3 separate regions of the Homo sapiens genome follow, and all the other regions are linked to region 1. A link is a contact called in ENCODE Hi-C or POLR2A ChIA-PET data. All regions are on one chromosome and are shown on one strand. Each heading gives the region's core, a stretch centred on a gene start or an enhancer-like site at or near the end of the contact. The rest is flanking DNA. Distances are from core to core; before and after follow the strand shown.

Region 1 (3,014 bases), core at 28-2,527:
GGTTTCGCCATGTTGGCCAGGCTGGTCTCAAACTCCCAACCTCAGATGGTACACCCACCTCAGCCTCCCAAAGTGCTGGGATTACAGGCGTGAGCCACTGTGCCCAGCCTCTTCTGTCATCTTCTGATGGGAGAACTCAGCTTAGAGCAGGCATTGATTATTTCCGCCTCATTTTGCTGGAAAGAATCATTGTGAGGCTGGCAGCTGAGGTGCACACAAGTCAGAAAGGGTTCTGGCAACAGCAAGAGATGTGCAGATCAAATTCAGGCAGTCCCAGTGGTGCTGAGTTCAAGTTCAAGAAACCGGAAAAGAGGAAAACTTGGGAAATCTGAAATCCTTGCAAAGGAGATCAAACCAAGGCTCTCTGAGGGTGGAGGCTTAGGCTGTGTTCAGTCTATGTGTGTGTAATTCATACAGTGTAATGCCTCCAAAAAAAAAGACTGAAGGAGGCTGGTAGCTTAGCGTAAGGGCTTCTTAAACAAGACTGCAGCTTTTCTAGGACCCCAGGGAGCCTAAGGAGGGTTGTTTGGCTCTGTCCTTTTGCATGGACTCTGTGGGCTCAAAGAGGGGCTCCTCTGGGAATGTATCCTCTGATTCAGTTGAGGTGGGATTCATCTCTGTTCATTGATGAGCTCTGACTATCCCTTGTGAAGACAGCACTGCATCCTCCAATGTCATTTACTTTCACATTTCAATGTAGGGTATAGATGTGCAGAGAATTTAACTTTCTTCTCCCGTGAGAAAGCAGCATCCTGACCTAACTCTTCTTGCTGGATGACTTTCTTGTCTTCCTTCCTGCACTTAGCAAGCTCCATCACCATGAGGATTGGGGGGACAGTGAGGCAGGAAGATGAGACAGAGAAAAGACATTTGAGATTTGACATCACCGATCTTACTGTTGGAGAAATATTGTGTGACCTCCTCCACCTTTCTAATATCCGTCTTACCAAAGTTAGCTGCTTGAGGTGGTATATGCCTTTTACATTATTTGCCTCTAAGGGAAAAACTCAAAAGCCCAAAGTTCACCTGTTAGAACATAGTCCTTGTGAGGTTGTATCTCAAGATTTCCTTTATTCTTGTCAACAAACTCAGAATAACTAAAGTTAAAGTTGCTTTATAACCTCTATTATTTCCATCCAAAACTAACATTTCCCTCCCATACCCACAAATTCCTCATTGCAATTTCACCAGTACATTCCACTGGATATTAGCTACGCTGCATGAACCAAGGGTGCAGCCTCATTGTTGTTGTTTGTGTTGATGAGATGAGTAACAGAGAGTGCGCTCAGCACTTTAAAATGAATACTTGTGGCCAAAATATTAAAGCAAATAGCCTGAACCCCCACACCCCAGCCCCAGGCAAACATAAATTATGGTTAAACTTCCATTACAGAGAACTCCACAAACATGGATTTGATTAATTTGCTGAGCAGTTCATGACCCTTATGTTATACTTTGCACTATGTAACAAAGAAGCTAAATCTTGAACAGCAAGCTTATTCATGGCACCCAGCCAGTTTCCTTCTCCCCTGTAAGTCTAACCCTCTGCTGCCCAGCACGAAGGAGAAATACTTGGAGATCTTAGCAGCATGAAAGCCTCTTTGTATCACTGGGATTGCAGCACGCATGATCAAGGCCCAGGGGTGATCACCAGGCCACACTGCTCCTAAGACAGAGGTACTCAGATACGTGGCTGAAAGCCTAGCTCAAATACTGCCCCAGGTGAGCCTCTTTGCTGAGTAGCGCTACTCAAAGAACACAGCTTCCCCTGCCTAGGGAAGGCAGGGCTACTGGCAATAGATCTCCAGCCTAGCAGTGATGTACAGTCATGGTATTTTAAGAGAACACTTTGAATTTTTCTGTTGCTTGACTGTTAAGCCTCAAATTTTTCTGTTGCTTGACTTCTTCCCTGGCCTCCATCCCCCAATCTGCCTCCCTTCAGCCCTATAAGCAGTACAACATGCTGAACGCGGACACTACTCGCAACCTCATGATCTGCTTCCTCTGGATCATGAAAAATGCTGATCAGAGCCTCATTAGGAAGTGGATTGCTGACCTGCCATCAACGCAGCTCAACAGGATTTTAGATCTACTTTTCATCTGTGTGTTATGTTTTGAGTATAAGGTAAGTCTGGAGTGGCACAACTTTATACCAGCTCTTATCTCTCAATTGCAATTCTGTCTTCTTACTCATCCCCTTTGTTTGGGCCATGGAGGCATCATTAATTTTTCTCATTTCTGTATTCAAATCCATAACCCATTTGTAGGTATAGATATGATCATTTCACAGGGAAAGGATCTCTGCCTTCTGCAGAGAGAACCCCATTTCTGTTGACAGAGTTTTGGCCCATAGGATGCTCCAGAGCAGCATCTCAGTGAAGCACATGTCAAACTTAGCTGGCATCACTGTGGAGTGTACTGTTTTGGTAACTCTCCCCATCAACGGAGATCTCACCAAAGGACATGTCCTCCTACCTCTGTCTTGTCCAGGGAAAACAGAGTTCTGACAAAGTCAGTACCCAAGTCCTGCAGAAGTCAAGGGATGTCAAGGCCCGGCTGGAAGAGGCTTTGCTCCGTGGGGAAGGGGCCAGAGGGGAGATGATGCGCCGCCGGGCTCCAGGTGTGTTGGACTGGCCCTTCCCTGCTCTCTGTCAAGCAGTTTTTCACTGTTTGTGGGGAGGAATGTCCTCCCAACATGATTAGACACCATTACTTTCTTGAGATATTTACGGTAGTGTCAGAGACAGCGGATTCTGGGAGTCTGTGTGTGACATTTGTGTTAGCCCTGTGCCTGTGAGGGAAAGCGCTGTTCTACAATTGTAGGAACCCTGAAAACAGCACCAAATGACATCTTTTAATTAAAACTCGTTGATGGTAAAAGGTCACCTCTAAGAATGTCAGTCATGGATGAGGTGGAAGGTGTTTCCCTCAAGGCTGAGGCCTTTCTATGTGACCTTTGGCTAGTCTATCCGGAGCATGGTCAAGAAACTGAACAGTTCTGGCCCCAAGATCAT
Region 2 (3,302 bases), core at 1-2,500, 48 kb before region 1:
ATATGCCAAGATGGTTTCATCATCTCCTGGTTTTTCCAAGTCCCGTGGGTGGTTCCTCCTAACTATTTTTATAATTCAGGGACTGAGGGGCAAAGGAAATCCATGCCAGTTCCGTGACTCTGTGTTGAAGATGTATAACTTTGCCATTAACCAAGACTGAGAGAAGAACGTGTCTTCAAGAATCCAATATAGTTTTGACTTTTCCAGAAGCTTCTATTCTAGTATGATGCAAAGAGGTTGTATTACGTTAATTAAGGAAACACATTTCCTAACTTGCTTTGAGACCCTGGAGGGGACCAGAAGCACAGTCCGGCTCCCCTTGCCCTGTGTGTCCCTGTCCGCTCCACTTGACACCTGCCCCACTGTCTGCCTAGGCTGACCAAAGGAGAAATGGAACACTCATTATTCCACCGGCAAATGGAGTCATGGGATAATGCCCACCCTATTATTCATGTTCCACAGGGAAGGGAGAGACACCTGCACAGTGTTGGACGGAATTGGGTTTGATCCGGGCCTGATAACCTGGGCCTAATTAAGTCCTTCATTTAAGCACATTCTGGGATTGGGATGAGGATTAAGTGAGGTAATGTACATTACATACCTACATTACTTTACAATGTACGTAATGTACTTCGTAATTAATGAAGAACCTAGGGCTTCATAATGCAGTTAAATTGGTTCCTTTTTCCTCCTGCCTCATTCATTTGCTTCTACTCTTTGATGAGTGCAGCTAGGTGCTAGGCTTGGTTCCTTGGGTAGAAATGGAAAAAGGAGGTCACAGCAGGAGTCCAAACCTCATCCTTTCTTCAAATTAAGTTGTTGGAGTTTTCCATTGTGTGGGGGAGTTGTTTTTTGTTTTTTGTTTTTTGTTTTTTGTTTTTCCTGACAAAGCCTTTAGTTCATGAACAGTTTTATGTAAGGGAAGTGCATCTAATAACATAAGCTTGGTCTCAGGGACTTCCAGCTTCAGAGCAGAGTAATGTAAAATGAAAAGCAAAACACCAGGCAAATTCTGAGGAGCAAAGGGGCTGTGGCGTTTTACAATCAGAGAAGTCATCATTCTTGCTAAAAGTTATTTGTGTATAATGTGCTTTTGAAACAGGTCTCCTGACTTTTATGAAGAAGTGAAAATTAAGCTCCCCGCTAAGCTCACAGTAAATCACCACCTCCTGTTCACCTTCTACCATATCAGCTGTCAGCAGAAGCAAGGAGCCTCCGTGGAAACTCTCCTGGGATATTCAGTGAGTTGTTTCCAGCCTGCTGACTCACACTGCAGTTGTTGGTGCATCTGAGGTCCCTGCAGAGATAAACAACCAAATTCTATTCACTTGATTTTTTCCAGTCAGAAGTAGCAAAACATGCTAAGCCACATTATAGCAAGAGGCAGAAATGATTTGCCTTAGCAAATGTCAAATTTCAGGAATGGAAAGCTAGCGGGTGATAGATGTTGGAAGAATACTCATCTGTTTTTTAAAAAGCATTGCAGTGTTCACTATTTCCAAATTTAATATCCATGCTTCACGTATAGAACTAGCTTTGTCCCCCAAGAAGAAACCATTTTTTCTTTAAAAGATATAAAAGGTGAAATAAACATTGATGTTGTTCAGACACACACAAACATTGGCTACAGAGAAAAATGCTACTGCTTTAGCTCCAAAAGCAATAAATCATCAATATTACCATTTCAGGAGGTCTCGGAGATTTAAAATGCAAAGAACTGGACAGAAATTACTGCCAAAAAGAGTACTGGTCAATATCTACTCACTGTTTAGTTGCATTTGATTATTGCGAGCTAGATAAATTATCAGAATTATATGCTGTAATAAATACCACTTTATTATTTACATCATCTGTTTCAGTGGCTGCCAATTCTCTTAAATGAACGTCTTCAAACTGGATCCTACTGTCTCCCAGTTGCCTTGGAAAAATTGCCACCCAACTACTCCATGCATTCTGCTGAGGTAATTGGCAAGCTGGCCATCAGCTGTTTCTTGTCCAGCTGTAGTCTTGGACCACCTTCCCAGACTCACTTTCCATTCCCATGTGGCCATGGATGTTCATCATGTTCTCAGAGAGCACATTGTTCTGATAGGATGGGAGGAATAACTGACTGTGAAACCTCATTCTTTTAAATGCCACCAAATCAGAATGTTCAGTAGACGCAACCTACACCCAAGGCAGCATAACCTTGCATTATCTACCACAGAGGGATTCCCAGAATAATGTATTATAGAAGAGGAGGCAAACTAAGGCCATTCATAGTAAACAACTGTTCCCATCAAGGATCCTTATAAAAGATTCCCAGGCCAGATTCATCCGTTTCTTTCTTGGGTCAGTTGTCACAGCCCTCCGGTAGATACCAAGGTATTTATTCTCCTACCAATCCCAATGCCAATAGCCTTTCCCACTTCCTGTTTCTGGCACTTTCTCTTGCTCATCCACTCTGCTGCAGTGCACCCATTTAAAGAGAAGCCCAGGTGGATCAACTGAGGTCAGGATTTCAAGACCAGCCTGGCCAAGGTGGCAAAACCCCATCTCTACTAAAAATACAAAAATTAGCTGGGCCTGCTGTTGGGTGCCTGTAATCCCAGCACTTTGGGAGGCCGAGGCAGGCAGATCACTTGAGGTGAGAAGTTCAAGACCAGCCTGGCCAACATGGTGAAACTCCATCTCTACTAAAAATACAAAAAAATTAGCCGGGCGTGGTGGCGGGTGCCTGTAATCCCAGCTACTCGGGAGGCTGAGGCAGGAGAATCGCTTTAACCTGGGAAGTGGAGGTTGCAGTGAGCTGAGATCACACCACTGCACTGCAGCCTGGGTGACAGAGTGAGACTCCATCTCAAAATAAATAAATAAAAAATAAATAAAGGGAGCCCAGGGGACTGTCCACCCTGACTGCACCAGCTGTCACACTGCTAGCCCACTTCTCAGTTCCTTGCATAGGTTTACATCAATAAGTATTATTTTGAAGTAAATCTCGGACATCATATTTCATTTTAGTCTGCATCTTAAAAGATAAGGGATTTGTTTTTAACCATCACAATACCATTGTCATACTTTAAAATTTTAACTGTAATTTCTTAGTATCATCAAATATTCAGTCACTGATCAAATTTTTAATTATCCCACTAATGCTATATTTTTGACGCTTGCTTTTTAAAATTGGTATTCAGATAAGGTCCACACACTGATATTGATTGTTACATCTCTGGAGACGCTTTTAATCTACAGATCCTCCATCTCTTTTGCTTTCCTTGCAATTTTAAGTTGAAGAATTTCTCAGAAATTTGAATTTAATTTCA
Region 3 (2,887 bases), core at 234-2,733, 50 kb after region 1:
ATCTTGAGGAGCAGTGCTCTCTCTGGACCGATGTTACTGAATCCAACCCAGTTCCTACTTGATGTTTGTGGCATTAGCTTGGCAGCTAGTTTTTACGTTTACTATTTTTACTACATATTAGGAGATGGCAAATTACTGATAGCCAGGATAAGGGAATGATTTTCAAGGCATTATAGCTCTAAAAAACAATTGAGAAATCAGCTCCCTCATCACTTCCTTAATGCAATGAGAGAACACGACACGGATGAACAAACTGTTCTGTTATCCAACAAGATTATCAAGAGTTATTAGTGAGATAATAAAAAAGTATATGTGACTGCCAAAAGTCTCCAGACTAAGGACCAGAAGACCTGGTTTCTTGTTCTTTCACTTTCTAGTCCTGCAATTCTGGCGAAGATACTATACTGCTCTGAGCTTCAGGGTTTTTTTCACTGTGAAAGAGGGTGCAAGTTCCTCCACATTCTTCCAATCTACTGAGGAAACCCAATGAGATAATGCATGGGAACATGTTTTGGAAACTCAAAAGTGCTGCCCAAAATGTAAGGTAACACTGTTTACAATTGACACTTCCAGAAAGTTTAGCCAGCACCCCCACACATGGCATCCGCTTCTGACAACGTTAATCAAAATCAGGCCAAAGGTGCAGGCAGGACAGAGGCCTGACTTACCAGAAAATAAACGTCTGGTCTATTCCACTTGTAGTGCCAGTTTACATTGTCTGGCGAGAGCCAACTACCAGGGCCTCCGGGTAGAAGAAAGAAAGGGTATCAGTGGAACTGAGAGTGTATACAGTGGCGCCTGAAAGCGGGTAGAAGAAAGAAAGGGTATCAGTGGAACTGAGAGTGTATACAGTGGCGCCTGAAAGCGGGTAGAAGAAAGAAAGGGTATCAGTGGAACTGAGAGTGTATACAGTGGCGCCTGAAAGCGGGTAGAAGAAAGAAAGGGTATCAGTGGAACTGAGAGTGTATACAGTGGCGCCTGAAAACCCAACCTCGCCAGGCTTCCCTGTCTCCTGTGTGCAGCATGTGTGCAGTGCATTCCCCTGGAAGGTAAATTCGCGGAGTCCCGCAGCCCACCTGTGTCCACCTAGCCTGTAAGTGCCCCCTGAGGGTATCAAAGCACGCGGACTTCCGCCTGAAGCAAAGCCACCGGGCGGCAAGTTTCCCCGTTAACAACAACGAAGACAGAGAGGACTTGGCAGCTGTGACGGATCTGCAATAATTAAACTGACGTTGCTGTTTAGAAGCCTGGGGGTCGCCTGCAGCCTCCCAGGCTCCACTCCATCGGCTCCAGCGCTGCAGGCGGGCCGTGCATGTCTCTAGATGCATATTAAGCAAAAAGTTTCTAAAGAGGATCGCGTGGAACCCAGCAATTGATTAAGAATCTCAATGGCCCTAATCCCCTGAGAATTGAACTAAGGGCTCCCCAGCAAACACAGCGATTTACATGGGGCCTAGAGAGAGCGAGCACTGCCGGGGGCGGCGGCGAAGGGCAGCAGTGGTGGGACGGGCGGGGTAGGGGGAGTTACTGAGCATGCGCCCGGGTAGGGGCGTGGGGGAGTTACTGAGCATGCGCCCAGGTAGGGGCGTGGGGGAGTTACTGAGCATGCGCCCGGGTAGGGGCGTGGGGGAGTTACTGAGCATGCGCCCGAGGGTGTTTCGGGGCGTCCGAAGCGGGCGTGCTCCAGCCTGCTCAGCAGCGAGTGGTTGGAAATTAGCAAAGTGAGAGGGTGCGTGGCCTGAGGGACTCGGGGAGGCTGAGGGCTTTTTTTCTCAACACTGTGAAGCTCAGGGAAAGGAGTAGAACTGGGAACCAAGTAAAGTAAAATCGTGGCAAGTGGGCATAGACCTGAAATCTCCTTCGTGAGGGAACCCAGAACGTGCAGCTCAATGTATGTTTGGAACGAACAGGTGAAAGGAAGCAGGAGGAGGAGGGAGTTCTAGCGAAGACTTCGGAGGGAAGCAACCCATCCCCTGCCACAAGAAAGCACCGCCACTCCAGTGGGAACGGACACGCGTGCACACAGCCACGAGTGAGGTTTGAAAGAGGCCCCACCCTCCATTACACCTGTGCTCCACCGTGGCCCCCAGCCAAGTTTAATCTCCCATTCAGCACTTACTTCTGGAAGCTTCTTTCCCTTTCCTTCCCACCACTCATTGGCCTTTCACCCCCTAGTTTTTTGTCTGTGTGTGGGACTGTCTTCCCCCACTCCCCTTGACTGAAGTTCCTTGAGAGCAGCAGCCCTCTTTTTATCAGGGAAGAGATTTGAAGCTCAGGACATTCTTATCCAAGTAGGTGCTAGCCACCTGGGTAGTCAAGACAGGGCCCTGCACAGTTAATGTGAATCTTGTCATAATGCCAGGGTTATTGTTTTGCAAGGAGCCGGTCATAGAACACTAGATTGCATTGTCACTGGGAAATAAGCTCATTCTATTAGCTTGTTTCTCAGCTAGCTTATGTAGAAATTTGCCACAGTTGTTACTGCTGGGCACCTGCCCTGGATCTGATCATCAATTATATCATCTCTTCCATCTGATGGACTGCACCTCACCCCTTGCTTTTTCAGAGCTGGCGAAGCTGGGCCAAGGAAAGCGATAGTGCCAGCTGAGTGGAATGTGCAGGAAGGGACCGAGGAGGGGCACTATGTACTGGAGAAAAGAGATGGGGTCTCCAGGACAGGGGTAAGGACACTAGACTGAGGGCACAAAGGAAGGAAACCACAAGGAAGTAGAGTAGGGAAGTGGGGAGCATGCTGAGGAGAGAGGTCAAGAGATGGTGACCGCTCTCTGCATGCCCCAAGGAGATGGTGATGACACTCCCAAGTCCATGTGGGACTCCCTCCTTATGCGGGCCTCAGTCTGTCATCTTCCTTGGAGCAGGACCAAAG

The links. A loop is a pair of places that touch in the nucleus more often than their neighbours do. ChIA-PET counts read pairs that join two places held with the same protein, here RNA polymerase II (POLR2A). Pooled maps may share reads with other maps.
Region 2: a loop to region 1 is called in a map of GM12878, with 6 times the contacts of the local background. The contact joins two enhancer-like sites. A Hi-C loop is called at or near these places in 5 of 168 maps with a recorded cell type or tissue (CD14-positive monocyte, CD8-positive, alpha-beta T cell, GM12878 and 1 more). POLR2A ChIA-PET finds 5 or more read pairs at or near these places in 7 of 52 experiments (A673, CD4-positive, alpha-beta T cell, MCF 10A and 4 more).
Region 3: a loop to region 1 is called in a map of CD8-positive, alpha-beta T cell, with 3 times the contacts of the local background. The contact joins the promoter of DOCK8-AS2 here to the enhancer-like site in region 1. A Hi-C loop is called at or near these places in 4 of 168 maps with a recorded cell type or tissue (CD8-positive, alpha-beta T cell, GM12878, PC-9 and 1 more), 1 of 37 single-sample maps with no recorded cell type and 1 of 50 pooled maps. POLR2A ChIA-PET finds 5 or more read pairs at or near these places in 3 of 52 experiments (MCF 10A and activated T-cell).

The regions. Positions count from the first base shown.
Region 1 is chr9:418,459-421,472 of GRCh38, forward strand. It overlaps DOCK8 (dedicator of cytokinesis 8), which reads left to right. Exons shown (of 48, transcript NM_203447.4): 31 at 1,943-2,125; 32 at 2,491-2,620. Among named protein-coding and RNA genes, the nearest start is that of DOCK8-AS2, 50 kb to the right of the region's middle. Within about 2 kb of position 1,278, at least 2 of the 41 ENCODE cell types and tissues checked have a DNase peak (open chromatin) inside an H3K27ac peak, as active enhancers do; they include PC-9, where a contact is called at or near this core.
Region 2 is chr9:370,326-373,627 of GRCh38, forward strand. It overlaps DOCK8 (dedicator of cytokinesis 8), which reads left to right. Exons shown (of 48, transcript NM_203447.4): 17 at 1,103-1,241; 18 at 1,860-1,961. Among named protein-coding and RNA genes, the nearest start is that of DOCK8-AS2, 98 kb to the right of the region's middle. Within about 2 kb of position 1,251, at least 2 of the 41 ENCODE cell types and tissues checked have a DNase peak (open chromatin) inside an H3K27ac peak, as active enhancers do.
Region 3 is chr9:468,646-471,532 of GRCh38, forward strand. DOCK8-AS2 (DOCK8 antisense RNA 2) reads right to left here and starts at 1,484. Exons shown (of 2, transcript XR_002956871.2): 1 at 669-1,484. It also overlaps a transcript of KANK1 not described here. RefSeq lists enhancers at 312-361, 602-701, 1,234-1,759, 1,262-1,411 and a silencer at 1,522-1,571.